Regions from separate parts of the Homo sapiens genome. Here all the other regions are linked to region 1. The links are chromatin loops, found by intact Hi-C in ENCODE. Cell type or tissue: Caco-2. All regions are shown on one strand. Region 1 has its middle 45 kb from the start of LINC01331. Region 2 overlaps LINC01331 (long intergenic non-protein coding RNA 1331). Region 3 overlaps LINC01331 (long intergenic non-protein coding RNA 1331). Region 4 overlaps LINC01331 (long intergenic non-protein coding RNA 1331).

What was found. A loop is a pair of places that touch in the nucleus more often than their neighbours do. Peaks named below come from ENCODE experiments on the same cell type or tissue, not always from the same donor. Only the 100,000 strongest peaks of a DNase experiment are listed, where the experiment ranks them.
Region 2: a loop joins it to region 1, with 2.3 times the contacts of the local background. A loop is called at or near these places in 6 of 110 quality-filtered maps.
Region 3: a loop joins it to region 1, with 6 times the contacts of the local background. A loop is called at or near these places in 4 of 110 quality-filtered maps.
Region 4: a loop joins it to region 1, with 2.2 times the contacts of the local background. A loop is called at or near these places in 5 of 110 quality-filtered maps.

The regions. Positions count from the first base shown.
Region 1 is chr5:74,577,636-74,585,635 of GRCh38, forward strand. No RefSeq gene overlaps it. Among named protein-coding and RNA genes, the nearest start is that of LINC01331, 45 kb to the left of the region's middle. In Caco-2, no CTCF peak of the experiment used is centred here; DNase peaks (open chromatin) are centred at 3,606 and 3,966.
Region 2 is chr5:74,497,993-74,505,992 of GRCh38, forward strand. The region is part of intron 2 of LINC01331 (long intergenic non-protein coding RNA 1331); the gene reads right to left. Among named protein-coding and RNA genes, the nearest start is that of LINC01331, 35 kb to the right of the region's middle. In Caco-2, no CTCF peak of the experiment used is centred here; no DNase peak of the experiment used is centred here.
Region 3 is chr5:74,414,114-74,422,113 of GRCh38, forward strand. The region is part of intron 2 of LINC01331 (long intergenic non-protein coding RNA 1331); the gene reads right to left. Among named protein-coding and RNA genes, the nearest start is that of LINC01333, 97 kb to the left of the region's middle. In Caco-2, no CTCF peak of the experiment used is centred here; DNase peaks (open chromatin) are centred at 1,808, 4,668 and 4,888.
Region 4 is chr5:74,511,616-74,519,615 of GRCh38, forward strand. All of the region lies in intron 2 of LINC01331 (long intergenic non-protein coding RNA 1331), which reads right to left. Among named protein-coding and RNA genes, the nearest start is that of LINC01331, 21 kb to the right of the region's middle. RefSeq lists an enhancer at 4,387-4,946. In Caco-2, no CTCF peak of the experiment used is centred here; a DNase peak (open chromatin) is centred at 4,786.

The sequences.
Region 1 (8,000 bases):
GGACTCCCCACAGATACCAAAACTCACAAATGTTCAAGTCTTTGGCATAAAATGCTATAGTATTTGCATAGAACCCTTGCACATCCTCCCAGTATACTTTAAATCATCTCTAAATTACTTATGATACCCAATAAAATGTAAATACTATGTTAATCATTGTTATACTACGTTGGTTAGGGAATGATGACAAGGAAAAAAAAAACATCTGTACCTATTCAGTACAGAGGCAATTTTTTTTTTTTCAAATATTTTCCATCCATGTTGGTTGAATCGTTGGCTGCAGAACCCATGAATACAGAGGACCAACTGTACTTCAAATGAAATGATCCATTTTTAATATAAAACAAGCTTTTCAGTGGAAAGTAATAGACCATTAACTAAATCGTATGTCTGGTCCTACCAAACTTCTGCTTGCAAGACATTTAGACTACCTTCACATTTTCTGATTTCCACTTTGCTTTGATACCACGAAAATTTTCTTGCCTGGGAACATATATTATACAAGCGGAAAATCAGTCAAGAGATCATTGAATATTAATTCTCTGTCATTATGTGCCCAACACAGATGCCTTAGGAGTTAAACAGAGGCATGCATATGCTCGACTTAAGACACTGTGTCACCAACCTCCTCCCCTTCTTCATCAGAGGCAAGAGAGAGCCCACAGACAGCAAGCAACCCACCCTTGCCCAGCAGTGACAGGAGCAAGCCCCGTGCCCAGAGACTGCTAAGACCAGCCTTATCATTACAACCTTTTTGGAGAATCTTGCTGAAAGGCTGGGCGCTCTGAAGAGAAGCATGGCATCAGTAAGGGACCAGATTGCCAGTGTTTGCGTCCTGGCCTTGCTGCTTACTAGCTATTCCCCTCAGGCTAGTTTCCAATCTCTCAGCACCTCAGCTTCTTCATCTGTAAAATGGGGATAAACACGGCACCTATTTCATGATGTGATTGTGAAATGTCACTGATTTAATACATGTGAAGCAACTAAAATAGTGCCTAAGTTATAGGAAATGCTTATTATTATTATTATTTGAAAATTACACTACTCAACAATTATACAAAAAAAAAAATCTGTTTTTCCCCTAATCTCTCTAAACAAAGGCACTAAAACTCAAAGAGTTAGTAACAGAGAGAAATAGAACTTTGGTGGTCACAGAAACACTCAACATGGTAGCCACAATCCTAAAACTATGTGTAACAGAAGTAAACCCAGATAGAAATAGCCTTCTTAAGGCAGAGTTCTACAAAGGGGATCCCCGGATTTTCATGCTCTGAGCCCTGATACTGACTTTCAACATCTTGGCGTGTCTACCAAATCAGGTACCTCAATACGACATTACCTAAGAGTTCCTTAACTCACAACCCTGTGAGGACAACAAAAGATACTGTTAGAACAACAAAAAAAAAACGCTCTCCATGAGAATTATGCACAGTTTACTTTGCATGGGTACCATGTATGTGTGCATTTTAAATAAACATAAAGTGTGTATAACTGCTTTTGATCTCAGTTTTAATTTCTCTTTAGCACAAAACCAGTCATAATTTCTTCCCTTGTGATAAACAGGATTGATCAAGATGTGGAGCCTCATTTGTGTTTCCCCAGTTGTTCAGACGATGCCTCTCAGTGTGCACCGCCGGCTTCCGGGCCCTTGTTTCCAACCACAAGTAGTCCTTAGTCTTTGTGGCTTGCTAACCCCAGGAATGACAGCACAGTGTTATCGCTTGTACTCCCAGTAACCACTCTCTCTCTGTCTTACTGTATTGTCCAGCAAATGGAAGGTGTGGCAGCTAAACCCCTTTTTAGTCAGAAAGAACCACTTCCTGCTTAAAGTGAGAGCTAAAAGTGAATCTCTCGTTGTACAAAAATATGGATCCGGGCTGGGCACAGTGGCCCACGCCTATAATCCCAGCACTTTGGGAGGCCAAGGCGGGCAGATCACTTGAGGTCAGGAGTTTGAGGCCAGCCTAACCAACATGGTAAAACCCCATCTGTACTAAAAATACAAAAATTAGCCGGGCATGGTGGCAGGCACCTGTCATCCCAGCTACTCAGGAGTCTGAGGCAGGAGAATCACTTGAACCTGGGAGGCGGAGGTTGCAGTGAGTTGAGATCGCTCCACTGCCCTCCAGCCAGGGCAACAGAGCAATACTCCGTCTCAAATTTATATATATATGCCATGATGCTTTCTCTGAAACTTGAAGATTCTTCTGGCCACAGGAGCAGAAAGTCACTGTTTGATTTTGGGGGGCGCAATATTGTACGAGGGGCTTTCATTTCAGGCAAAGTCTCTCCCAACTTTTTCCTTTCCATGCTTACTGAAAAAAGAAAACCACTCCTAGATACTTGCTCCAGATTCTCTGCTGGAACCAGGCCATGCCCAAGCTCTCCAAAGAGCCTCTGTGAAGCCCCGGCTTTCCAGTTTTGAGGACCCTCGATCTTGAGGTGGTCTTCCTACCCTCAGATTTGGCTAATGTGGGAGGCGAGTTGAGGAATTTTATTTAAAAGCAATATTACTGTTGAACCTTGACTACTAGTCATGAACAAGTTTGCCACTAAAAACAGCAACACTGGAGCCCCACCCTCAAGCTTGAGGCCCCAAGCCACATGGCCTGCTCATCCCCTATTTCTCATGTAGGATCTGTGTTTGTTCCCACACAAATAATTCCCCAGAAGCCTGTGTAGCAGAAATGTGGATAACGTAGTAGTTCTTCACATTTGGGGGAACATAAAGGTATTTAAAGGAATAGACCTATTCTCTAGAAAAAGTATACATCACAAAATTTGCATGAAATTTTGAAAAGCTTTGCACCCATCACCTCCACAGCCCTCTTGGACTTTAAGAGATCTGTGGGACCTGAACCACAGATGGAAGTCAGGGTGAAGGATATACGGAAAGTGTTTACTTCCCCAGGGAGAATGGGAAGCCAGCCCCCACCTGCATTCCAAGAAAAGTCTGTCACCCCATCTTTCATACTTGGTTGATTGTTCCTGGGAACCAACTATGAAAGAACTCAGCTCAAGTAGCAGTGGATTGGGTGCAGGGGGGTTTCAGGAAAAGCACCATCTCGAGATCCTTCTCAGGGACTTGCAGTGAGGAGAGGAAGCCTCGAGCCTCTGCTGCCCACCACAGAAGGCTTAAGCTGCAAACCTTGGAAACTGTCAGGCTATCAGTCGAATTCTCATGAAACACATACTCTGCCTCTAGCTGGAACTAGGTGCTATGGGAAAAGGGGCATTTCCAAAAAAATGCATAAGACAAAGTCACTATCTTGAGTAGATCAAAATCTCTTTGGTGATTGCAAAACACACTTCATTTTAAAAAAACAAAGAGCAAAGCCCTATGGTCAGAGGTCCATCATGGTCTAAATCCAGAATATATTATATCTGGAATATATATACCTAGAATATAGACACCTAGGTCCAAGAGAGCAGAAAGGCTTCCCGGAGAGGGTGGAGCCTAAACTGGACTTATTTTATGTTTCCCTCTGACTACTGTTGTCTTCAAAGAACACTGTCTTCTACCCCACCTCCACCTTAATCCACTAGAATCTGTTTCTCAAATATTGTCTTAGCAACCCGTTTACTGATTAACACTGACAAGCCAAACAGGCCAGCATCAATGCTGCCGCCGAACTCTGACCTCTGGCTCTGGGCTGCTTTTCTTTTTTTTTTTTTTTTTCATTTTGAGATGGAGTTTCGCTCTTGTTGCCCAGGTTGGAGTTCAATGGCACAATCTCGGCTCACTGCAACCTCTGCCTCCCAGGTTCAAGCGATTCTCCTGCCTCAGCCTCCCAAGTAGCTGGAATTACAGGCATGCACCACCACACCCGGCTAATGTTTGTATTATTAGTAGAGATGGGGTTTCACCATGTTGGCCAGGCTGGTCTCGAACTCCTGACCTCGTGATCCACCTGCCCAAGCCTCCCAATGTGCTGGAATTACAGACGTGAGCCACCGCGCCCAGCCTCTGGGCTGCTTTTCTAACATCAAAGAGTGTCAAGGTCAGAGGGACTTTAGAGGTCACCCAGTCCAAATTCCCTTCCCCTCCTTAGGAAAGAGACATCTGGGAACAAGTTCTGCAGACTCCCTAGAAGAGTGAACCTAGTGGCTGTGGAAGTCTGGCCAAGAAAATCAGCCTCAAAGAAGCAGAAGCTGTTAGGACACAAAACACACCTGAACAGTCTCACTGGTGTGAGTAAACGCAATCACCTGGGAGACGCAGGCATCATCACACCCAATTGTGTAATTATAGCCACACATTGAATTAACCCTCAATCCAACCCCAAATCACCAGACCAACCCTGTTGTAGTTATCATGCCTAAATCTCCAACTTGGTGTGAAAGTTAGACAGTTTGTACCCAAGCGATCTTAGCCCAACTTAGAACTCCTGGAGAGCAAGGATTGATCTTCATTCATTTGTGCATCTCAAAGCCTAGTGCAAGGTCTGATATTCAATAGACAGCTTAATGTGGCTTTGTTGAACTGAGCTGGATTGTACTGAATGATACAGAATTCATTATTATGAGTCAGAGCAATACAAACTACAGGAAATTTGAGTGACTGGAAAGAAATCAAAAGAGGCGCCGCAGCTGACGCCTATAATCCTAGCACTTTGAGAGGCTGAGGTGGGTGGATTTTTTGAGCCCAGGAGTTCAAGACTGGCCTGGACAATATAGTGAGACCTCTGTCTCTCCAAAAAATACAAAAATTAGCCAGGTGTGGTGGCATGCTCCTGCAGTCCCAGCTACTCAGGAGGCTGAAGTGGGAGGCTCATCTAAGCCCTGGAAGTTGAGGTTTCAGTGAGCCGTAATCATGGCACTGCACTCCAGCCTGGGCGACAGAGTGAGACACTGTCTCAGAAAATAAAAAATAAATAAAACAAAAAGATGAGGAAACCGACTCCCCTCTTCAATTCCCCAATCACCCTCAGGATCCCTCAATCCAGAGAGAAATATCCATTCATAAGTACTGTAATAAAGGCATTTATTCCACTTAGAAATAATATTCATAATGGCCAACGTATACTAAGAGCTCCGTAAATGGCAGGCACTATGCTCAATTCCTTACATTGAATCCTCACAAAAGTCCTATGAAGTAGGTTCTCTAATGATCTTGATTTTGCAGATGAAGAAACTGAGTCTTAGAAAAATGAAGTTATGATCAGTAATTCTAGAAATGAGGTTCGATTTTGTAGAAGTAGAAATTGGACTGGGTTTCAAGGGATGGGTAAGACTTTCACATCAATATGTAGGTAGAAAAAAAAAAAAGCAATGTGAAAGCACACTGTCAGAGAGGTAGGAAGAGGACCAGGACAGAGCAGTGTCACAGCAGCCAAGAGGAGGTGGGGCCTCAGAGAGAACTCACAGAGTTTCAATGGCAGCAGAGAGGTAAATTAGACAAGGGCTGAACTTTCCATCCAATTCGGCAACTAGGTCAGATTTGACCTTGGCAGGAGAAATGGAATATTTGGGATGGAAGTCAGATTGCAACAGCCAGAACAGGAATGAGAGTCGGAGGCCGTCACGAGAGGCCACTTGGTGGACATAGCCTGAGTGATGGGTGCAGAATCAAGGAAGATTCTTTAGGTTGAGACAAACTTATGTTTGATCACAGGTAAGGAGGCAGGAGCCAGTGAAGTGGGAGAGGCTGGGGAATGCAAGAGAAAGAAGGATGGTAGAGATTGGGGGTATGATTTACCTTAGGAAAAAAGGGGAAGGAACATATACACAAAACGTCCTGTACCTGGCCAACCTTCCTCTTCCTGCATCCTATGCACAAATATTTTTTTAATAGGCTTTTCTTTTTTTTTTTTTTTGAGACAGAGTCGCTCTGTCACCCAGGCTGGAGTGCAGTGGCGTGATCCCAGCTCACTGAAACCTCCACTTCCCAGGTTCAAGCGATTCTCCTGCCTCAGCCTCCCAAGTAGCCGGGACTACAGGTATGCACCACCTAATTTTTGCACCCAGCTAATTTTTGTATTTTTAGTATAGACAGGGTTTCACCATGTTGACCAGGCTGGTCTTGAACTCCTGAACTCAGGTAATCCGTCTTGGTATCTCAAAGTGCAGGGATTACAGGCATGAGCCACCACATCTGGCCTAGACTTGATTTTTTTAGAGCAGTTTTAGGTTCACAGCAAAACTGATTGAAAGTTATAGAGATTTCTTATATATCCCTTGTCCCCACACATGCATAGCCTCCCCTATCAATATCCCCTACTCCCACCAGAGTGATGCACTTGTTATCATTGATGAGCCTACAATGACACATTATTATCAGCCAAAGTCAACAGTTTACATCAGAGCTCACTCTTGGTATCATACATTCTATGGGTTTGAACAAATGCATAATGACATGTAGCCATCATTATAGAATCATATAGAATAGTTTCACTAACCTAAAATCCTCAAAAACCCAGAGTTTTGAGAAAAAATTTAGGTTTGTATTTTTGCTTTTTTGAAAAATGGCAAGGCAAGATGCTTATTTGGTCATTTAAAAGTCTCAGATGCTTAGCTGGCTACAGGAAATAAGACACCAGCCTGGTGACATCTGGTCCCGGTTCTGTGAGGCTGGAGTTCAGGGCATCCAAAATACTTGTGCTGAAGGAACAAGAGCATGCAGCCCACTGCCATCTGCCCACTGAGAGTTCTAGGATGGCAAAGAGAAAAGAATTTATCTTTGGCATTCCCCCGATAGGTCTCTCCTCCATTAGGCAACTCCTAAGTTAGGCCAGTTAATCACCAAATCTTATCATCTTGTCCAGGAAAATAAAGTACCCTCAGGGATGAACAACTTGCTTATTCACTGAACATTTCTTAAGCACCACTATATGCCAGATTGTATCAATTTGATACATAATGATCCACTGCCAAAACAACAAATATGTATTATTTCTCACACTTTTGTATACCCAGGTAAAAATCAAGGATTCTGATGAAGGAATAGTGGTGACCCAAAAATGCACCAGAGTGGCTGTTTCTGCATAAAGAGCCTGGAGAAGGCTCTCAAAAGAGAAGCAATTGATGGTGGCTTCAGATATGGGATAGAAGTTCATCAAGCAGCTGGGCACGGTGGCTCACGCCTGTAATCTCAGCATTTTGGGAGGCTGAGACAGACAGATAATTTGAGGTCAGGAGTTCAAGACCAGCCTGACTAACATGGTGAAACCCAGTCTCTACTAAAAATACAAAAATTAGCCAGGGGTGGTGGTGGGTGCCTGTAATCCCAGCTACTCGGGAGGCTGAGGCAGGAGAATCACTTGAACACAGGAGGCAGAAGTTGCAGTGAGCCGAGCGTCTCAAAGAAAAAAAAGAAGTTCATCAGGCAAAAAAAGGAACCAAGGTGATTGAAGAAAAGGAAATAGAAGGTAACATGCAGAGCAATGTGAAACAACAGCATTGATAAATGCCCAGGAAACCAGCATGAGTAGAGCCTAGGGTGAGGTGGGGGCCAACAGGAGATGACAACGGAAAGGTTGTCATCAGATCTTGAAGGATGGTAGGCTATACAGACAAACCTGAACTCTATCCCATCTGCAGTAGGGAACTGGTGAAGGATTTTAAGCAAGGGAGCCAACAAATCTAATTTTGGGGTTTCTGTTTTGTTGTGTGTGTGTGTGTGTGTGTGTGTGTGTGTTTGTTTTTGTTTTTGTTTTGAGATGGGTCTTGCTCCATGACCCAGGCTGGAGTGCAATGGTGCTTTCAGAGCTTACTGCAGTCTCAAACTCCTGGGCTCAAGTTATCCTCCTGCCTGAGTCTCCTGAGTAGTTGGGACTATATGTTATAGGAAAGGGGTCCCAATCCAGACACCAAGAGAGGGTTCTTGAATCTCACACAAGAAAGAATTCAGGATGAATCTGTAGAGTAAAGTGAAAGCAAGTTTATTAGGAAAGTAAAGGATAAAAGAATGACTACTTCTTAGACAGAGCAGCCCTGAGGGCTGCTGGTTGCCCATTTTTATTGTTATTCCTTGATGCTATGCTAAACAAGGGGTGGATTAT
Region 2 (8,000 bases), 80 kb before region 1:
GTAAAGATTAAGTTCAACTGTTTGTGAATTCTGATGCATTATTTAACTATTAATTAAGCCATCAAAAATTTTGGAATTTATATGTTCAATAAATGTATGGAATTTATATGTAATAATAAATAGGTCTAGAAAAAGAATGTGGGTCAGGGGGAATTATCTATAGTATCATTCTTTTCTAACTTCAGCAACACAACAATAATACAAACCACTGTAATATTAGAAAGCTTCTCAGAAACTTATAGTTCATCACTGAATACATGTCACTCTTTAAATTTTCCTAGAATTAAAAGGTTCTATTCCAGTAGTTTACCTGAATTATATAATTATCTATAAAACTTCAAAGAAAATGAGGCTGAGCTTTTCAAAATGCAGATCTGATCATGTCACTTTTTCCCAACATCCATCTCTGGAGAGAGGGAACTGGTCTACTTTGCTCACCATGGTGATGCCAGAACTGAGCACATAGTGGGCCTTCATTTGTTGAATAAATGTAGAAATGAATGAATTAATATGATCAGGCTAGTGAACTCTTAAACCTCCTACCTTTGACATTCTGCAGCTACATGACTTGCATCTACTTTCCCACATAAAAGATGACAAAGAATCCCTTGAATTTCAGAGTTTAAACTGACGAATATATGCAGTAATGTAGAAATAGTTTTAATATGTTTCTATTTCATCACACATTTATGCATATATATTAATTGAGCTTATTTAATACAGTTCTTGATCCCTGAAACTTAATTAACAAAGGCATTAAGTTATTGAAAACACGAACATTGTCACCTCTGGTGTAAATGTTAGAGTAGAATCAGGTATTGTTCTTTCATGTTGCAATTAAAATTTAAATTAATATATAGACCTGGCTATGTTTTGTTTCTTAACAAAAATATATAAGGAAATGACATTCTATTAAAATACACTATTACAAAAGAAAAATCTATAGAGGAATTAATTTATGTCCATGACAAAGTCTTTTCTCTGAAAAGAGTAGCAAAAAACATAAGCTTTGGGTTTTTATCACCTGATCCTTTGTTCATATCTGCACACTTTGTTGCACACATAAACAATTTTGTAGATTTATGGCTATCTATATAAACACCTTTTACTCTAGCAGTTCCCACATTTTCAGCAATTACAGAAATTTAGGATTCTCAATTCTCCATAAAATATGAGCAAAAACACTGCAAATTCCTGTTCCCCGTCCACCAAAATCTCTCACACAGTAATTAAAGTCCTTATCAGCATCACCGCGTGCTACATAACAATCTAGTCTTCCTAAAAGTAAATTCACAAGGGGGAAATTCCTCTTGATGATAAGCAAACAGCAATTATTATTCCCTGTTATTAAAATGCTCTCAGTTAATTGTACAGATACCAGCAGAAAGATTACCTTAAAAGGCTGGATAGCAAAAGGGAGTTAGAGTTTTGAACCTTCTGGTCTAATTTAGACGAGAGTTTACAGAGAGATTCAGTAAATATTTGTAAGGAACCATTAACATTGAGTAAACAATTCAATGCCTGCAAGGAAAAATGTATTTGAATAATTGTAAAAGAACCTCCCTCCATACATGCTGGAAATGAATTATTTTAAAATGAAAATAGCTCAAATACATTAACAGAAAAATACTACCAGTCACATTTTCTAAGCATTCTTTATTGTATACACAGTTGATCATCCTGGACTGTATAAGAGGCACATGTTCGAAAAAAAAAAAAAAAAAGAAGAAGAACAAGCTGCTGTTTTCACTCCAGGGATTATTTTACAGGGAACTCAGCAGGCTCAGCCCTTCCTTAGCATTTTTTTCTGTTTCTGTCCCAACAGAAATGAGATTTTAGTGTTTGTCTTTTGTGCTGCTAACACTGAGCTTGCCAAGGTATCCCTGTTTGATGCTCTACTTCCATTGATGGAGCGAGGGAGGAAAGAGCAAGTAAATGAGGAAGCTCTGAGATTTCTCTTCCCCTCCAAATGGCAGAGATAAATCTAGCCAGTGAACATGAAGGCGCCCTGGCTCAATTAAAAACCAACTTTGATAAAATATTTTGTTTAAAGAGAAAAATAGTCTCTCCAGTGAAAACTGTTTAGGGCAGCTGTGCAGGGGAAGCAGGTGTTGAGTCTACCCTGAGGGCTTCAGAAATATTAATATTTAAACCTCTCACATTTCACTAAAGTTCACGACAGCTTCCTAATGCCTGGAGGAAGACAGAGCAGGAAAATCACAAGCCACAAAGTGGGGAATGCCTTCTAATTTGGCCAGAGCAGGGCCTGATTGTCTGTCTCCCTGACTCAGCCTCTCTGATTTGCTGCAAGCTCACAAAGACCATGCATTAGAATTTCAAAGCTGGCTCCATCCTCCACACGCTGTAAAGACATAACATGTCATCAAAACACAGGGTTTTCCAGGCCGTGATTTGTTTGTCTAGACTCTGGCCATTGAACTCTGTTTATTACTAAACAGAGTTTAGTGTGGAATGGGCAACAAATCAAAGGGGGCTCTGAGAGCCCTGAGTGCATGCAGACACTCTTCCTTCTCAGTTTCCACTGCTCTTAGAGGTCTATCTTTCCCAGGACCCAGGGGCTGATCACTAGACTAACGTTTCATCTTTTTTTGACCTGGGACATGACCCTGGGCCATTTGTAACCCTCAGATCCCCTCCCCATCATTGTGCAAGTAGGCAGCCCTTAATAATTATATTCTGGCGGCTGCATGGAGAGGTCATGAAGAATGACTAATGATTAACATTTGAAAATGGAACATGATAGGAAAATACCACCAATCACGGCAAAACCGTCTGTCAGAAGAGCAGAGGGCAACGACAACAAAACACTATTCAAAGAATATCCTCTTCCAAGATGAGAATGTGCCATTCAGAAGAAGTCTTCAGGTTTGTTTTTCAAAAGACACATAATTATCAGATACGTTGTTATCATTTTTAATGCATAATTGTTAGCCTACTTGTTAATGAATATATATTTCCTACTTTAAAAGACTTGATGTAGAGGATAAAATGGAGATTCACAGCTCTTTTTAGAAAATAGTGCACAACTTGATTCTTTTAAAGAAAAAGCATCTCTGTTGCCTATAAAAATATAATTGCTTTGTACAAAAATAAATTATCTCAGGCAGCATTTCTGAAACACATCGATTACATTAAGAAAGACCTATGAGCTAAGAGAAGGCTTGTAAGTTCAGAGGCTAAGGATGGAGGTCTCTAAATGAAAAGGCTTAGGTACCAACTCCCTATGAACCTTACATTAACAGAGGCCTCTGGTTCAGTTTTAGCCCTTAGAAAAAACTGCAAGTGAAGTCAGTTACCCTAATATTATCATCCCTGTCAAATGCTCCTCGGTTAAGGAAATTGTAAACAACTGTATCCTTTATGTCTTGGAATAAGATTCCATTTACCCAGCTGGAGTGGCAACACCCCACTAGGTCAGGCACTGTGGGCCTTTTGCCTGTGATTCCATCCTCCCCACACCTCCACCTCACCAGGTAGGTGTCTATCCGTGCAGAAATGATGGCTGAATTAAATTGAATAAATGTTAGAACTCCAAAACAAAACAACATATTATCTAAATGGGCACAAGCTATCTAATCTGTGTTTCACTTCTGCTGCCAGAAATGGAAAGCTATCACTCCAAAGGCATGTTAAGCAAAACAAAATAATACTTCCAAAGAAGGTCTAGCTTCTGTTCTGTGACAATTTGGTGATCATTCATCAGATGGACAAAAAAGCCAAAAGGGTCAAACCAACCAGAACTTAAAACGATGGTCAGGAACTTCTGACCTATCCTTTGTGGCAGTTTCAAGGAGCCCAGTAGAAGATTTGGCCCCAGCTAGTCACTATGATCTCTCTACCTGCACCCACGGGCTAGGACTAGAGACCCATCTCATCCCAGAGGTGTCAATCATAGGCCTATACACACTCTGCACAGTTCTAAGGAAATTTAGGTGAAAGGAGTGGGGAAAGAATCAACCTAGATGTTCCTGGGGCCCATCCTGACCAAGGCCCTTGGTATGGCTTCAAACCCCCAAAATGACAAAGAGGACCTCATGTTTGCTGCCCCAACAAACCTGATGTAATTTCACAATAGATCCAGTTCCATTAACAGAGGCCTCTGGCTCAGTTTTAGCCCTTAGAAAAAACTGCAGGTGAAGTCAGTTACCCTAATATTATCATCCCTGTCAAATGCTCCTCGGTTAAGGAAATTGTAAACAACTGTATCCTTTATATCTTGGAATAAGATTCCATTTACCCAGCTGGAGCGGCAACACCCCTCTAGGTCAGGCACTGTGGGCCTTCTGCCTGTGATTCCATCCTCCCCGCACCTCCAGCTCACCAGGTAGGTGTCTATCCATGCAGAAATGGTGGCTGAATTAAATTGAATAAATGTTAGAACTCCAAAACAAAACAAAAACCAAATAGTCATTTTCATCCACATTCACACATCAAGTGTTTTTCTTTAAAGGCTGAAGGGGATAGCAGGTGAAAGTAGAAAGAGCAGACGGTATGAGAAAACACCCCTCACCCAACCAACTTGGTCATTGATTTTTTTAAAAAAGGAGTCTTTATCTTTACACAGAAGGTAGAAGTTATAATTTAACTCTCAAGTTAACTATAGGTCCCCTTGCCTTTCAAGTCATATGAACACAAAAGGCTTTAATGATTTTTTAACTAAAGAAGGAAAAAACATACCATATGAAAATCACTTCTCCCCCCTAACACGAATACACTGGCCACTCAAAGATAGGTCTGTGAGATCCTTATCCACAGGATCTATTAATAAGAGCAGCACAGGAAACTCGGCACAATCACAATCCAAAGTTTAGTTTGACAAACACAGGAAGGCCACTGGCTTAAGAGTCTCTGCATATGCAGTTAAAACCTCATTTGAACACCTGCATAATCATTTCCCTCCTAAAAAAAAAAAAGGAGAGTGGATTTTTACTTGTAAGTTCTCAGTTTTAAGTAGACCAAATCTAACGAACATCTTTTTCCACCACAGTGAAGAAAAGAAAAAGGAAATTCCATGGTCTCCAGTAACAAGTTTGCAGAAACACAAAATCATTTTTACAAGACACTTATCTCTCAAGACTATTCACATACACAAGAGGGGAATTTTTACAGGCTAATGTGACATAAAATTTGTATATAAAATCATCCCTTAATGCCCCAGAGGACTTACTCCTTTACAAAATCCTTTAAAAAAAGAAGACAATGATCATCTCTGGGTTATGAGATTATGAGTACTTTTTATTGTTCTTTTTCACTTATTTTCAAGCTTTTATACCAAGTTCAATTTTTGCCTTTAAAATCAGAAAAAAAAATAATTAATTCTTATGGTAGAATTCGAGATGAAGAATCTCTCTGAGGGCTGTCAGCCTTTGTGTTAATTTTTTTTTTTTTTTTTTTTTTAAACAGGGTCTCACTCTGCCACCCAGGCTGGAGTGCAGCGGTGCCATCTCAATGTAACTTCCATCCCCTAGGGTTCAAGCAAATCTCCCGCCTCAGCCTCGTGAGTAGCTGGGATTACAAGTGCACACCACCACGCCTGGCTAATTTTTATTTATTTTTATTTTACTTTATATTTTATTTTATTTTATTTTATTTTATTATTTTATTTTATTTTATTTTATTTTATTTTATTATTTTATTTTATTTTATTTTATTTTACTGAGACGGAGTCTTGCTCTGCCGCCCAGGCTGGAGTGCAGTGGCGCGATCTCGGTTCACTGCAAGCTCCGCCTCCCGGGTTCACGCCATTCTTCTGCCTCAGCCTCCCAAGTAGCTGGGACTACAGGCGCCCGCTACCACGCCCGGCTAATTTTTTGTATATTTAGTAGAGACGGGATTTCACCGCGTTAGCCAGGATGGTTTCGAAATCCTGACCTCGTGATCTGCCCATCTCGACCTCCCAAAGTGCTGGGATTACAGGCGTGAGCCACCGCGCCCAGCCACGCCTGGCTAATTTTTGTAATTTTTGGTAGAGACGGGGTTTCAACCATGTTGGCCAGGTCGGTCTTAAACTCCTGACCTCCAGTGATCTGCCTGCCTCAGCCTCCCAAAGTGCTGGGATTACAGGCATGAGGCACTACACCTGGCCCATTAGCATGGATGTTTAAGAGGCAATACCTCCGGGCAGACACATCCCCCAGATGAAGACTGGATTTAGCTCCAGTCACCCCTCTGGAGTGCACAGTCCTAGCTTAGTCCCGATTGTCCATCTTTCTGTGATCCAGATTTCTATGATATCCAGTTGTGCTTACATGTTCATTTGCACTTGTGTGTGACTATGGGACCAAAGTCCTCAATCTTCACACACTGACCAGGAATTTGATTCCTGGCACTGTGAAATCCAAACTGGCCCTGACGTTTTACTCAAAAATCCTTTCTAAAGAAGCCATGACAGACAGTTATATCTTGAGACCCAGAGCAATTTTACTTACATGTCGGCATGAAGGAACAACAAGGGCCTCACTAAAAAGTAAGGGTATGCCAATATGAACAAATAAAAAGGCCTGGCTTCATGTCCCCTGTCTGCATGTGCAACTTAATCAAGATGGATCTTTACTCACTGCAGTTCTGGGGCTTCATCAACCTCAACATCCCGTTCTATTTACTTTTACTTTCAAAATAATGCCCCTGACCACTGCCATCCCCACAACTCTGACACCTTCCTAAGTGGATGTACAGGTCTTCATAGCTGTGGACGACACAGTCACTTCTAGTCTTCACTCCAAGACACACAACAGGTTCCCTGTAGAGATGCAATGTGTTCCTGAGTATCAGAGCGTTCTGCCACCCACTCAAATCTGGATTGTGCACTCACAGCCCTCACCCTTCCCAAGTTGGCCAAACCTCCCAGATAGCAGATAGAGGCTGTGAGAAGTAAAACAGTCATCTACATCAACAAAAGGGCGTCAAAGTGACATATATGGACCAAAGAGGGAGGGAAGGAAGAAAGGAATCGCCACCTAGCCAGGCAAATGAACAGGGGTAAGTCTGGCCATCAGAACTAGCTACACAATTTTGGGGGCCCATTGCAAAATGAAAATGCAAGCCCCTTTTTTCAAAAAGTATTAAGAATTTCAAGACACCCGCAGCAAAGCATTAAACCAGATATGGGCTGCTTTCAAGGATGGGGCCATGGGTTACTACACAGGTCACATGCCCATGAAGCCTGTCCTGCTGGCTGTCAGTGGTAAAGTCACTGGCTTCCATGTCCAAATTAGCAGCAGTCAAATGGGCTAGAGAGGACAGTAGTGAAATAAATAAATTAAATAATCCATTAAGGGGTCAAAAGCTATGTGTCCTAGGTCAGCTTCTTGTTTATAGATAGCTCTACACATTTTTCAAAATATTTTTCTATTTTTTATCTGGAAAATGGAGCATCAGTAGTTACAACATCACAGTGATAGGACTCAAATTGGCAGCTCCTGATCCTGCAAGTAATGAGAATGTTAAATATACCATCTAGCCAATCATGGAGGGCAGTTTTCATTGTAACAGAACTGGATGGAATTCAAATCACTTTGGCAAGAAAACCCAAAGCCATAATTTTCTCCCATGGCGTACTCAAATTCAGGTAGAAGTTAGTTATGAATGAAATTTCCCTTTATCTGGGCTGCCAAAGACAGCACTGCAGGCCTTCACTTCCTGGAAAACCCTAAACCAAGCTGGGTTCATGCTCCCACCCAGATCAGCCTTTCCTCAAGGGCCCCAGGAGCGCCTCATCCCAGCCTTTCTGGGAATTCTCCAGGTTCTGACATTCCCGTAATTCCTCCCCAGGTCTCGGCAGGGATCCCAACGTTTAAACTTATGTACGTATTTTAAAACCAATTATTTTCTCTTTATGCTCAAAAAGTGGTTGGAGCTGAATTTTTGACAAAATTCGTAGGATTTAAGATATCTCCAAGCTAGATTCTTCATCCTTAATAAACAGTTAAAGAAAAGAAATGTCCAGGCACTAACTCCACAGCATGCCAAGGCCAGAAACT
Region 3 (8,000 bases), 160 kb before region 1:
CAACTTGACTAATTACATCTGCAATGACTAGTCCCAAGTAAGGCCACATTCTGAAGTACTGAGCATTAGGACTTCAGTATATAATATTTAAGAGGATACAATTCAACCCATAGCAACTAAATTGTATCTAAATCAGTCATTCCCCAATCCTGGTTTAAGGCCAAAGCAGATGGGAGCTGCAACCTCCCTCTCAGATCAATTTCTCCCAGATCAAGTCTTTTCTGCTCTGCTGTAGGCCACACTGTGTGACCCTGTCTCTTACAGACCTCCCTGATCCCTTCACCTCTCCCCACCGCCCAGACATGCTGTCTATTGCTTCCTGCTCCCCCCAACCCAGGGAGGGGGCAGAGGAAGTAGGGGGTAGGGGAAGCCGCTGTTTGTCCACTTCTCTTGGCTCACACAGAATGTGGGCCCTGGTAAAGAGTGGGTCAATAAAACACCTTTCCTTGGTGTCAACATATGATACCACAGGAGCTCTTAAAATCACTAAAAACAAAATAACCAAGAAAACTGTATTTTCCCTCATGGGTGGGACTGCACAGCCCTCTGAGAGCATGTTCAAATAACAACATATGTCTCTCTGTTGTCTTCATAGGAGAACAGATTCTGCTAACTAAAGGATTTTGGATTTGTAGAGTAGGGTTTTCAGGGCTGGGGGCAACATTTAATTGCTCACATCAGTCAAAGCAAAACTGAGTTCTACCAGTTTTCCTTCTCTGCCCTTCCTCTATTCAGTGACTACCACCAGCACCCCCCGCCACCCCACTTAACAAATGTGGAGTCTAAGTATTACCAATGTGAAGGTAGTTCCAAATTATTTCATAGGCTCGGGCACCTGCAAGTATCGCTCTGCCCAGGATATTCCAAATGCAGTGAAGTAACACCAGAAATGATGTTTTCATTTGCATCAACATAATTATGGGAGAATGGACTTATAGCACTGAATGTGATTTTAAAATGTCACTCCCAGAAGCTGGACATTTGGGCTCTGCTTCATATTGTAGAGCAGAAATCTTTAAGCTGATAAACTTGCGATAAAACAAGTGTCTAGAAGGTGGCATGATAAACTAAAATTTTACTTTATGATTTTTCTACATTTAAAAATTGTAAATATATCTTTCTAAACATATGTATGGGTTTGAAGTTGCTGAGCACTTTCTTGGGAAGGATGGTGCTGCTTCCCACTCTTTAGGGATACATTGTCCTTTCATAGAGCAAGCAATGAGAAGAGATGATCATCTTTTTTTCAATATCCTTTCTTGGCACAAATGAAAACTGGCAACCCTAAAGCGATCTGCCCCCTCCCTTTACACACACACAGATTTGCTTTTATTTATATATATTTTTAGCTTTTTTTTTTTTTTAACTAAGTCTGTGATATCCAGAAGTCTAAAACCACTGGTCAAAATGACGAAAGACCAAAACAAAACAAAACAACAACAAAAATCCCTTTAGAGCTGGCTCAGATAATACGGTCTACTGTAAAGGACCTTAAGAAATAGCTGCAGAAGAGAGGAAAACAATAGGCTTGATCACAAACTCCTTCTGAAATGAAGCTAACACATGTCCCCAGTAGCCTTCCCCCTATGAAGCATGAGCTCATCTTCCAGCATGGATAGCAGTCTTGACTAACTCCAAAGAACATTGCTGCTTAATCCCACCTAAAACAATCTCTCTGCAATACCAGCATCTTTACGTCTGCTCGTTGTCCCTCTCTGCCTAGCACGGCCTTTGTGCACTTTACAATATTTATACCTCTCTGTCTGAACTGCTGGCTGGTGAGCAGACTGTCTCAGACTGTCTAGAGAGCAGGAAGCAGATGGAAAATAAATACAGATGAGGAGCTCTGGGGGCAAAGCTGCAGACGGGACAAGAGGGCCAGGAAATAAACAAACAGGAAAGAGACTGACTGGTCTTTCTGCCTTTCATCCCTGGCTCTAAGAGATAAGACTTAAACAGTAAGACGCCGACTGGGCTCGCTTTCAAATTCTACCCAGCTTCTACTTCAGGGTAGTTTTTTCGTTTCAATAGTCTATCTCTGCAGTTTTACAAAAGGATGGTTAAAATAAGCTCTTAATAAGTGATAATAATTCATTTCAAATACAATGATCATTATTACATTAGAGAGGTATAGGATGCAAGAATTTGAAACCATCTTCAACATAGTTGAATATAGTGCATGTATGTTAAAAGTAGGAGCACTGACTTAGACAGATCTTACGTGTTTTAAAGCAGAGCATCAGGTGCCCAGGTCTAGGGAAAACATGACAACACCGCCTTCGTCATTCTGCTAATGTTCCCTCTTCTCTCTTCTTTTGGCTGTCAAAGCCAGCTTTAATGAAAGAATCTCAAACCAATCATTTACGCCTCATAATAGACTTAAGTCAAAGCATTATCTCTGACCATAAGTCATTATTCTTATTGTAAATACTTTATACTCAAAGCCTGTTTGATTTATACTCAAATTCTGTTTGATTTTCCTCACTAGGAACGCCTTCCTTAAAACTTTCCATTATTGTGTGATACGCTTTTAATACCTCACCCCAGGACCAAAGGCCTCCCTCTTGGCCTATGCTTAGGTGATTGGTATGAACAGCTCTGGTGCTAGATTACCCAAGTTCAAATCCTGACTTCCCCATGGGTAGTCATATGGCTTTGTCAATACTTTTTAATCTGAGTCTCAGTTTTCTTGTCTGCAAAATGAGGATGATAATAACATCACCTTCTTTATGAGATTATCATGAAGATTAACTGTGGTAGAAATGTAAAGCTCTTGGAACAATGGGTGACCTTTGAGGATTAGCCAATATTATTCCTGTCATTGTATGGTCAGAAATGATCAAAGTGAACATATTTTTCTTCATATTGCAGGAATTGAATTTTTAAAAGCAACTCTGCAGAAAATACTAATTTAAGAAATCTTGTATTTATTAGGTCAGGATCTTTTCACAGAATTCTGTCTCCAAGGTTGTTTTATATCACATAAGATTTTTTGGTGACATTTTTTAAAGTATAGTAACTTAAAGAACCTTTGGGTAGAAATAGCTGAAGGACAAGAAAGTCTCTTAAGTTTTCAGGTTTTTTTTTTCAATATAGAAAATAATAATCTCTTGTTACTAATCTAAAACCTTAATATATTTCCTATATCTTGATTCAATACATGCTTTGTTTCTACAAAATCTGTTTTAATCTCTCTGTGTTATCAATGTAAAATATCATTGAATAAGTTTTTTGAGGGGAAGAAACGCCATAGAATGAGTTAGCCAAAGACAGAAATGGTTCCCTTTATCTTAAAATACATTTTGCAACACCTAACATCTACAACATGGCATAATGGCCATCAGAGAAGGAAACTGTGTCTACTGCACAATGTTTTCTGGCAGCAACAAGATGGGTCCCATTTTTCCAAGATCTTATTGTTACTCTAGGCCATCTAACAAGATGTCCTTTGGTACAAAGTCTTACCTCAAGCAAATACACTTAAATGTCAAAGGATCATAAGAGTCCTGGAGGGAAAGGAGCAGAGAAGTTCCTGTACCTCTGAAATCACCCAGTGTAAGTGGCAATCTGCTTGGTCTTCACAAATAAGGCTGGCAGCAGGCAAGGATTAATTCTGATGTAAATTAACTACATTTCTATTTTGATTAAATATAAACTTGTTAAAATTAAAATAGCTGTTCTTCTTGCTTGGATTTCAATTTGTAACTGTGAAAGAGAATAAAGTTTGAGGAGCAGTGCTCTCAACGTTATCTTTCTGAAGGGACAGGGTTTTATAGAATGCCCAGTCCAACCCCACCTTCCTGTCTTCCAATGCCCAGTCCAACCGCAGCTTCCCATCTTTCCTTCTGGTCGAGTCATGGAGCCACTTGGTGTGTCTCCTCTGCAAAGCTCCAATCAGAATATTTAATTGTCTACAAAGGATGTTCTATGGATTATCTGTCAAGTGTTTTGGGACTATTAACTACTTGATAAATGCTAATAAGATGCATCAAGGAAGCTGATATTATTTGTTCACCTAACATATATTATTCCATCTCTCTGTATAATTACGTTAGGTTTTATTGTTGTTTACAGAGACTAGTTTTTAAACAGTATTGCAACTCTATATTGTCCTCCAAATAATCATCATATTTCAATTATAAAGTCTTGCATTTTTCAACTGTCATTGCTGAGTTGATCTTCAGGGACTGTATTAGGATCAGAGAAAAGGCATATGCCTAAGCCTTAGGTTTGAGTGATAATCACCAAGACATAATAAGCCTGCGAGTTGAAACAGAGACAGTTTAATAGTTACTTTAAAGAAAGAAGATCAGCTGGGAATCTGGGAAGAAAAGCTGGGCTGAATGGGAAAGTAGGAATGATGAATATATTCTAAGCTTCAAATTAAATCCAGCAATTAAACCAAAGACCTTATGAGTGCTTTAGAAGAAATTTTAGAAAATATAGACTTTGCAGTTTCTTTGATTTCCATCTCTCTGACTCTAAACATATTTGAAACAAGCTACATAAGATTCATTGCAAATGTATCTCTCCTAAGGATTTTTTTTAAAGGCATACTGCACTTACCCAACTTTTCCCTGGGAGAAAAAAATAAATATTTTATTCCTTATTTGGGCTACAAAATGTCCAGCTCCATTCCCACCCTGGCCCTGACTCATTCAGAGCCCTTAAGCAGGTCCTTGAACCTATATGTCCGTCACATTCCCCACCTCCACCTGTAAAAATACAATAAAAGCAACTGGCTAGTTCCTACCTCACAAGGAAGTCATAAAGATTAGAGTTAGAACATTGAACTTCAAAGATGAAAGACTCAATATAAATTCCAAGCATTATTGTCAAGATCTCAGTGTGAATTAACAGAAATGTACTGCTTAGGCAATTGCTACCTGTCAGCAGATCTAAACCAGGCTGACCTTGATATGCCCAGGGAAGGGCAGGAGCGCCTGAGACCAAGAAGCACATTTTCTCAGAGCCAATGTAATTGTCTTAATTATCCATACTTGGTAGCTCACCATGATTGCATTTCTTGTTTTTCTGAAAGACTGAATACTATAATATAATGCATACCTGCTATACACCCTATCCCCACCCCAATAAAAAAAATAAACATTTATTCTCTACCTACAGTGTTCAAGGCTGCACTAAAGATTGGAAATACAGAAATTAATATATAGTTCTTTCATCTTCAGAGATCACAATTAAAACAAGAGAACTGTGCATTCTCTATTTAGTCTCTAGAGAGCTGAGTCTCCCAAGAGCTTAAAGCATCCCAAAGCAAGATTTTACACAAAAAAAAGTCCAATAATTTTGTAGCTGGCTTTCATTAGCAATGACTGCCTCAGCCCATGACATGTACTATGACAAATCAAAATTTTGCACACTTTCTTCTCTGTATCTACAAGGGTTACAAATTATTACTAAAGTTATTTTTAAAGGGCCTAAGGTATTAATACCATCATTCTATTCTCAGAATTACTAAGCTCAGAGGCATCCTTCATCCCAGGTGATGAATGCTTACACAAATGTTTGACGTCTCATTAGCCTCGAGATGATTTTTAACATGGCCAGGGGTGTAGAGAACAGAGTCCTCTGTGTGTGTGTGAGCACGTGCCTAATTGCCCGACTCCTGACTTGGGCCCCCTCACTTCTTCTTACTGTTTGGTAGTGAAGGAATGAATGGCAAGTTAGGGTGCTGCCTGGGAAATATCATCAATCTTAGCCTAAGTCATTTTGAGCAGCTGTTCATATCTGTTTTAAAGATATCCAGGCCCTGGACTCCCTTGGAAATATAATTCCAACATCTGACCCATTTAAAGTTGGAAAAACCTTTCCTATGTGGAAATGGAGAATAACAGTTCAGCTTGCTTCTCTAATAACTTGGAAGTAATTATTGTCACATCTTTAGTTTCCTAACTTCTATCATTAGAGTTTGGTTTTTCTCAAAGGACATCTAATTCTTGGGGTTTTTTTCCTCCAAATTCCCTCCAATTTTTTCCTTGTGTCTTTTAAAAATACAGATTAAAGCTAGCGGGGAGAATGTGAGTATCCATTTCCTCATCTGTGAAATGAGACAAGATGATTCCTAAGACTCCTTTTTGCTCAAAGATCTTAATTCTTGAGAAACTTTACACAATAGCCTAAGCCAGGGATCAGTAATCTTCTTCTGTAAAAAGCCAGGTCGTCAACATTTTAAGCTTTATGGCCACATAGTCTTTCTTGTAACAACTCAACTCTGCCGACTTAGGGCAAAAGCAGCCATAGATAATACTTAAAGCAAATGATCATTCCTGTGTTCCAATAAAGCTTTATTTACAACTACAGATGACATGCTGGATTTGGCCTATGGGCCTTAATCTGCCCCTGGTCTAAAAGAAAAAAAAAAAGAAAAAAACAAGCTCTATATCTCCATACCACCCTTCCTGTCCCTGTGTTCAGGCTCAGATTTTCTGAAATGACCCACAATCATTCAGCCATTAGTGAACCCGGAAATCCCTCAATTGCCTATGTTTATAATACACACACACACACACACACACACACACACACGGGGGAGGGTGAGAGTGGAGAGCCAAACTTGAACAGCAGAATGTCTTCTGCTTTTTGTTGTTTTTACAAAAAACCATTCCTGACTTTCAGGATAAGAAGAAGCCTACATTTTTACTTACAGTGCTTTATAATGAGACTCAACTTTTACATTTCTTGGGCCATATTTACCAGCAATTCTGACCATACAGTGAGTAGGAAAAGTAAGTAAGGTCCATAGACCAGTAGCCTCAGCATCACCTGGGTGCTTCTTGGAAATTCAGTGTCTTGGGCCCCACCCCAAACCTACTGAATCAGAACCTCCATCTAATCAGATCCCCATGCAACTCCTATGCACATTCCATTTGAGAAGCACACAAGGTCCTGGCAAAAAAAAAAAAGATGTCAACCTCAGATGGAGTGAATGGAGAGGTGACAATGAAGGGATGGCTTAGTGGGGTGTGGCAAGAGGTAGATGAAGAAAGGGATGGGAGGAACCTTTGGACTAGCAATAGCTGCAGTCATTACAACCACTGGGGCTGAAGGGATATACAGGAGAAATTGTGATACCCGAGTCCATTTTGCACTGGAGTCCTGGAGGAGGGGCAGCCTGGTGAAGCTGTCTTTGAAGAGGAGACAGCAACTTCTGTAGACACATCACCAGAGCAGGGAGCAACTACAGAAGAAATAACCCAAGCTGTCTGCACTCCTGCCTGCCAGGCTCTTGCTGGTATCTTCCACTGGCCAAACCTAACCAGAAGATAGGGGGCCCAGGAGATGCAGTCCTCAAGGCCCAGGCTTCAGAGCACAGAGCATACAGTCAGGGAAGGAGCAGAGAACAACCAGCCCAGCCAGAGGGTGCTTCCCACTGGGGTCTGGGTCCCCTGGAGCCCTAAGCTGGCATCCCTTCAGCTGGTGGTTCTCATCTGCCATTGTCACTGGCACTGGTAGCTCTGTGTCCTCAGTTAACATTATAGTGTTTGCTTCTCCTTTTATTCAGAATGCAAAATTGCTCAACTTGTATTATTGCCCAAACTAAAACACCATTAAAAGAAAAAAAAAAAACGTTATATATCTCCATGTCACCTCAAGAAGCCCACACCTCAAAATGGTTTCTTTTTACTGTCACTCCCTAATGCTAGTTAAATTACAGCATGCCTGTTTTAAGCCATCAAAGTAGCCAGGCTGTGGGAAGTACTGCCTGCCTAAGCTGGCAACGAGCTTGGCTCAGAGAAGACCGCTTTTCTCTCTCTTCTACCTGCAGCAAATTCCCTGAGATGGTTTTCAAATAAGACTTCACTTTGTTTCCTGGCATACACAGTGGATCAAGTTATTTCTAAGTAAAATATAAGAATCAACAGTGTTGAAAGAGTAAAGAAAGGAGGTAGTAAGTACTGCCCCTTAGTCACCCTGTCTTTAGGCAAATAACTTCATATTACAGTTTCAATATCTAAGATGGAGCATTAAAATAATTAATT
Region 4 (8,000 bases), 66 kb before region 1:
TCAAAACTTCCTTTGACATCGTTTGTATAATGTGTCCTTTTTTAACTTTTATTTTAAATTCAGGGGTATGTGTGCAGGTTAGTTATATAGGCAAACTTGCATCATGGGGAGTTGTTGTACAAAATATTTCGTCACCCAGGTATTAAGCCTAGTACCCATGAGTTATTTTTCCTGATCCTCTCCCTCCTCCCACCTTCCATCCTCTGATAGGCCCCAGTGTGTGTTGTTCCCTTCTATGTGTCCATGTGTTCTCATCATTTAACTCCCACTTATAAGTGAGAACATGTGGTATTAGGTTTCCTGTTGCTGCATTAGTTTGCTAAAGATAATAACCTCCAGCTCCATCCATGTTTCTTCAAAGGACATGATCTTCTTTTTTTTGTGGTTGCATAGTACTTCATGGTGTTATTGTACCACATTTTCTTTATCTGGTCTATCATTGCCATTTAGGTTGATTCCATGTCTTTACTATTGAGAATAGCGCTGTGATGGACATACACACGCATGTGTCTCTATGACAGAATATTTTCAGTAACATTCATTATTTGTAAATAGGCTAAGATTCCATATAATCTATATATAATACTCCCTTCTGACTAAGCATGCAAATGAGGAGTATTTAACTGCAAAACCTATCTCAAGTTTAAGGAATTTGAAGAAGTAAATTGAACTCTTAAGGAAGAGTTTGGACTCTGAACCATTTATTTGTATCTCGAAGAAAAGGCTTTAATGATACAGGCTATTTACATATTTTACAGCACAATTTTTAGGCAATAGATTTAGCCATAATTTTTTATTTCATTTAAAAATAACTACTGAATACAACCCATCTGGCAATATTTTCTCTTCCTATTTATAAGCCCATTTGAAGTTTCAAGGTAATACAGAAAAAATCAAAATTATTTATGTGTTTTTGAGTAGAAATTTCCCCTTTGCTTGATTGACTACAGCAAAAACTAAGACTATGGCTCTAGCTCTATGTTGATTACCTTCTGAGCCAGTTTCCAGAGTGCCAAGCGCCCTTAGTTATGATGCCACAGGTTCATCTCTTACATTCATATTTTACTATAAATCAATGGGTCTCTCAAAACAGAGATTTAAAGGGGTCTCAGAGCTTCTAAATCGTTAGAATCTTTTAAAATACAACTGGTTTCCCAATCAGTGTTCAGAAATGAGAGCTCCTCAGTGGATTCCAGCTAAAGATCTGCCAAAGCCACTTGCAGTTTAGTGAGAACTGAGCTATCCTTTCATCAAATAGCCTGGCAATTTAGCAAAGTGTGATGACATGAATAGATAGACTCATTCGCATCTTATCTTTTGAATTCTGCTCAACTGCCCAAGTTGAAGAGTGTGTAACTTGAGCAAGGGCAGGCATCCTTAACTTGAAATTTCCAAATGCCAAGGAAAAAAATTTAGAATGTCCTTGATATGTATGGGGGTTATTTAAAGCACTCAATTGCTCAGACAACTAAAAGGTCCATTACAGGCAGAAATAATTTTTAAGTTAAGTTTGAGCCTGTTCAAGTAGAGCCTCTCTCCTAGTATTTGTCACTAATAGTAAGTGTCCCAGCTAATGTACATAATGCTTGTTTTAAATCTTCTCACTCTATCAACATGTAGTGAAGAAAAGCTGTTAGTCCATCATAGTTGTGCTGACCAAAGCAATCATTCTAGTAAAATCATACTGCATTTTTGTTTGCTCAAAGCCAATTTTTTAAACACCTTATTTGTGTAAAGAACCTTATAAATACAGAAACAGTTTGTTTTAGATAAACAACAATTCTCACTGAGAACTATAAATTTAGTATTAGTTGGCAAATAATAGTAGGCATATGAATTATATATATGAGAGAAATAGGTTTAAAAAATAGATTAGCCACATTACTAAGGGGCTTATACATTATCATGAAAATATTCATCTTGAAGGATTATTTCAACTGGGCTGCCATTTTTTGGAATCATTTTGGAATTATTGTTGTCATTGCTTTCAGAGCCATTTTACATGAAGAAGATAATATTAGGATATTACAATTAGGCCTACTTTTTTTACTGAACCTGACTCCTAAGGACTGTGGATGGTCTTTGAGAATCAATTTACCTTCCAAGCATAAAGACTTTTCCTCACTGAATACAGTCGGAGAAAATGACAGAGGGACAAGGGGGAATTTTCACTCCACTTTGGAGCTACTTTGAAAGGGCTAACACTCACTTACTTGGAAGAGTATGCACTGGTGTGTTGTGTTGTTGAAAAATAAATTAGGTCCCTTGCTTCATGGTTTCCCTCTGTCCGTGCTGAGAATAAGGGAGCTCTCCTAGCAGACTAGAGTCTCCCACAGAGCACCGTTTCACAGGACTGTGAACAAGAGTGTCACAAAGGATCAGAGGGGTTCCTACAGGGCATGCTGCCACTGTGGAGCTAAAGAACAGCTTTCTGGGGCTCCAGCCTTGCTTCAAACCAGCCTTGTGGGGTACTCCTGGAAAAGGGACTCTTCTAAGCCTTCTCTGCTTGTTTACTCACCATGCAAAATTGAACCTCCGGTGTGATGGAGCCCAGCATCCCCTCACCACTTGTTTGGGGCCAAAAAGAAACCCAGGACCAGGAGGATGAGGTTACCCAGTGCCCTGCAGATGGATCAAGAGTTATAACACAGGTCGGAGAACATGCTTCACAACCTTTAACTAGTTATTACAGTAACAAAAAGAACAGCCTGGAGAAGCTACTAAACAAAAATAGTGCAGTCTACCTTGAGCCAAAGTGCCCAATCAGGGGCCAGGAAAGGGGCAAACTAAGTGTCCTTTGTTTTCCAGCCAGGATAACATTCAATTTATAACTGTCCCAAGGACAGAGTAAAAAGTTCAGTTCACAGGATCCATCATGCCTTCACAGTAGTCTGTTCCCTCATCTCAGGATTTTAAAAACTCCCAAAGGCACAATCCCAAACACATACCAAAGTCTTCCCCTATGAGTTCTTGCTATTGACTCCTCAACTCATGGCCCATTACTACCTAGAGAATAAGAAATGGATTTGTCCAAAGATTTCCACCCCAGTCTATCACTCTCCCAGCCTACGACTCTATTTCTCCTTTTTCCCATGGCTAGTCACATAAAAGCAGTGGAGGAACATCTCAGGGTTCAAGGTTAGGCTAACAGACACTGTTCTCTGCAATTCAGTTAACGGGACTTGCGCTTTCAGCATGAACCAGTTTCCTTCCATGTCCTCACGTTTCCACTCTGCCGCAGCCCCACCAGAGGATCATGCTCCTTTCCAGCAAGTTCATCTACTTCCACTCCAGGCTTAAATTGAGCACTCTCTGAGCTGCCTTAGTCACAGAAAGCAGGGACCATTCTGCTCGGCCATAGGTCCACTTCTAGGCTTTACACTCCTACACCTCCTTCCTAGCCTCTTGATCCCAGGCTGGACAACATGCCCTGGATTCTGCCACAGAAAGTCCTCCGGGGAGACAGCCAGGGAATAGAACAACTCCTGAGCTTCCCAAGCTGCCTCCTGTTCCCAACACAATCATTCCTCTGTCTGCTCACTGGCCCTCTATAAATTCTTCTTTGCAAATTTCACAGTTTCTTCTCCTAGGAATTAGCCTTCAACATCACAAACAGGAATACCCCAAATAAATACAGGTCACCAACTATTCCATCCAGTGAATATCCCAATCTACACAACCTACCCACACAAAGACAGGCACTTGTGTACTTTGCCCCTATTTCCTGGCATGTTTTAATTCCCAAAACATCCATTGATAAATATTTGTGGAGAAGCAAGCCTCTGGATTTCCCTCCTGATCTGACAGCACACTAAAAAGCATTAGGTTTAAACCCTAATGATGAATACATCAGTAACTCAACAAGACGTTCCATAAACATTGGGATTATATTTATTTATTCCACTGGTCACCACGAAGGTCATGCTATTCTTTCCCTCCCAATGCTAATTCCCCCACTTTGCAAACACACCTGCCACATATTTCTCATCTTGAGGCCTATAGGCTGCACACTTCTTTCAAATATGCCTTGATGCTCTCCTACAAGATATGGCTACACTGCTTATATAACACAGAATTGAAGCCTTTATACCCCAGGCTTAGAGCCTACATTTGCTCTGGGCCAATGCTACTCAAACCACAGGGTAGATCAGAATTACCTGGAGGGCTTGTTTTAAAGGCAGATTCCTAGGTCCCATCTGCTTTGGATCTTAAGAATCTCCTTTTGTAACAGACCTGTGATTCTAAGAACCACTCTGAAAAGCACTCGTATTTGGTGTCTTAGGTGTTTTAATATATTGTAAATCTCTTGAGGCCAAGGCTCACTCCTTGTTCTTCTTTGCATCTTCCATAGGCTTTAGTACAGCTTCCAGGACACAACAGGCCTTTAATAAATTTAGGACATTTAGGACTTCTTATCACTTACAGTATGTTACATTGATCCTCCAACATTATCATGCCTTTTGTAAGAATGCTAAACAAGGAGCTGTTTAAGAAAAAAACAGGTGTGTTTTGAGGTGGTGTGTGTGCAGGGATGATAAATTCATCTTCCCACACTTGCTACTCTCTCTTCTCATAATAAAACTCCATGTGTGAAGCCTGGCCATTACCTTCTCAGCAGGAGCTAGTGAAATGTTAACTTTTAGCTAGCAATTAGTCGACAGACCCCCAGATCACTTATCTATTTTCCCACTGTTTAATCTCTGTCCTCAGAGATGCACTTCTCACATTCCTTTAGAATGACCTGGCTCTTGAAAGCACAAATGCCCAGCCCTAAATCCAGCCATCCAGCTGAGGGATTTGTAAGAACCACTATAACCATCCTCCTCCTCCTCCTCTTTCTTTTCCTCCTCCTCCTTGGGAAAATGTAAAAGAGCCAGTGTGAATCCTCACTCCAGTATTTCCTGGTTATTCCTAGCCATAGCATGTGACATGAGCGCAGATGGATTACCCCAGGGACACCAGTGTCCATCCCAGGATCCAGATAAGAAGAGACAACTCACTCCCAGAGGCATCACTCAAGCCTGGGAAAATGTTCATAGGTGTATCTGGTTTTTTTAAATTTGATATAGTTGTAACACTTCAACTTCTACTAGAACCCTTATTCTCCAATAGCTGGTGGATATTTTAAGAATACTAAAATTTGGGAGGTTCTTTTACTCCAAATTTAAAGAAACAATAGGAATTTCAAAGTCTTTTTTGTTTTTTTGTGTGTGTTTTTTGTTGTTGTTCTTGTTTTTGTTTTTTTTGAGACAGAGTCTCACTCTGTTGCCCAGGCTAGAGTGCAGTGACACAATCTCGGCTGACTGCAACCTCTGTCTCCCAGGTTCAAGCAATTCTCCTGCCTCAGCCTCCTGAGTAGCTGGGATTACAGGCATGTGCCACCATGCCCAGCTAATTTTTTTGTGTTTTTAGTAGAGGCAGGGTTTCACCATGTTGGCCAGGCTGGTCTCAAAATCCTGACCTCAAATGAGCTATACTCCTCGGCCTCCCAAAGTGCTGGGATTACAGGCATGAGCCACCACGCCTGGCCTGGAATTTCAAAGTGTTAATACACATAACTGAGCATTTTACAAAGGAGTCCTAATGATTCTGTATAATGCATTACATTATATATAGGATTGAAGCCAACATCTATTGATTAATTATACCAGGCACTATTGTAAGCCCTCCATACATAGTGACTTATTAAAACAATACAACAATCCTTGTATGGCAGATGCTATAATTATCCCCATTTAACACATAGGGAAATGAAGCTTAGAGAACGTAGGAACGTTATACAGGATGCATTTAAGCAGAGCCAGACTTCTCTGAACACTATGCAGTCATCTACTATGTCCTACTGCAGCAAGGATCTCCAGACCAAAAGCCAGAGGGCTTACCTCTGTCCCAAATTCCTGCAATGAAACACAGTCTTTGGGAAGACACGTTCATTTTAAAGAAGTACCATGTTTTTCAGACAGGGTGCAACTGACATTCTGATTAGGATATTTTTTCATTGTATAGTACTGTCTAGAGTATTAAAAGATGTTCAGCCTCCTTAATCCCAGGATATTAATTGCCAGTACCACCACACAATCATTGTACAGCCAAAAATATTGACAAGTAACTCCTGGGGACAGAAGACACCCCTTGCTTAGGATACCTGGAAGGGACAAAAGACAAAATTTCACTTCAGTACTGTACTGTGTAAGCCAAATAATTTGTTTGAAACTCATGACCTCCCAAGGATGGAAAATGAATGGAGCATAGATCAGCCATGTTTTGATGGGAGAAGAGCCAGGGACAGGCTTAATGTTGGTTTGATTCACCAGCTGCATGAGTAATGGAAATGCTGGACATTTGTATTACAAGGCACAGAGGAAAGAACATGAGTGTGAAGGTCCCAAAGATGGGGCTTGGAATCTGATGAGGGTTCACAATTTGTCAGCACAAATTAATTTGCCTCTCCAACATCTCAACTCCCTCATGTGTAAAGTGGGATGATAATACCTACCCCACAGAGTAACATTGAATGAAATAGCTGATATACAAGTAACTAGAGCTCTCTCTGCTGAGGACAGAAAAGCTCTAAATAAATTTGAATCCCCTTCCCCCTTCTCTCCCTTTGGCACTGAATCAGTGGTCATAGACGTGGGTTCCAGTCCTGCCCTGCTGTGTGACATCAGCCACCTCTCTTCACATCTCTGGACCTCAGGTTCCTTGCCTGTAAGAAGAAATGAAATTAAACTGTCTCTGAGCAAACTTACAAGCTAAAACTATGATCAGAACTGGGTTGGGAGGGGGGTGGTGTGGGCACGTGGAGATCCATGAGCCAGGGCAGGAAGACAGAAATGTGAGAGCGCAAGAGCAGCCACCGTGAGCAAACCCCTGCCAGGGCCCCGAGCTCCAGGGACACGAACAGCTCCAGCACTCCCGGAAAGCACTCCTTCAGGCCTAATCACAGGCATTGATTACTTCAATGTAGAAACTGCCATCTTAGCAGGATGTCCATCTGTCTCTGCCTCCGCATCAGCTCCTGCCAACAGCATCTCCCCTCCCCAGGTTTTTCTACCCTCATGGTTTTTCTACCATTGCCTCATGGTTTTTCTACCCTCCATGCTACTTCTGTTCCAAAATCACCCCTTCCTAGCTGGGCGCAGTGGCTCATGCCTGTAATCCCAACACTTTGAGAGGCCGAGGTGGGTGGATCACCTGAGGTCAAGAGTTTGAGACCAGCCTGACCAATATGGTGAAACCCCATCTCTACTAAAAATACCAAAATTTGTCGGGCGTGGTGGTATGCACCTGTAATCCCAGCTACTGAGGAGGCTGAGACAGGAGAATTGTTTGAACCCGGGAGGCGGAGGTTGCAGTGAGCCGAGATCATGGCATTGTACTCCAGCCTGGGCAACAGAATGAGACTCCATCTCAAAAAAAAAAAAAAAAAAACCCTTCCTCTTCTCCAGTGCCCACCCTGTCCCACCCCATACTTAGGACACTCTTCTCAGGACACTGCTGGAAAGACTGAGTCCAGTGAAACACTTAGTGCTAAGATGGCAATGATGACGACACCCCCAGGGCATGCCACACTCCCTGCAGAGCTGCCCCTGGAGCTGCTCTCAAACATAGGTGTGGTCCTGGGCTGTCTTCCTGTTTGCAGCTCTCCCAGCAAATCAGAAGGGCTGAAGCCCTTGGGACTCCAGGAGGCCTCCCTGTCCTTGCCCCGCCCCCCAGTCACGATAAATTCATTTACATAGTAATAAGGGGAGCTGATGGATTTACTTTCTTCAGTGACACTCTCCCTGACTGACCGTGCCGGCTCTGCCAAGTCACAGTGTTCTGTGGCCTTGCTCATCATAGCACAGCGCCTTCATCTGAGCACTTCTTGCTTTGTTCCTAAGGGGAAGTCCCAAGAAGTTGGGGTCAGGGTCAGGAGAGAAAAAGGGAATGGCTCACAGTCATTATAGATTCCCGGTGGTGAATGATGACCACAGCCCTGGGACAGACGAAGCTCCCAT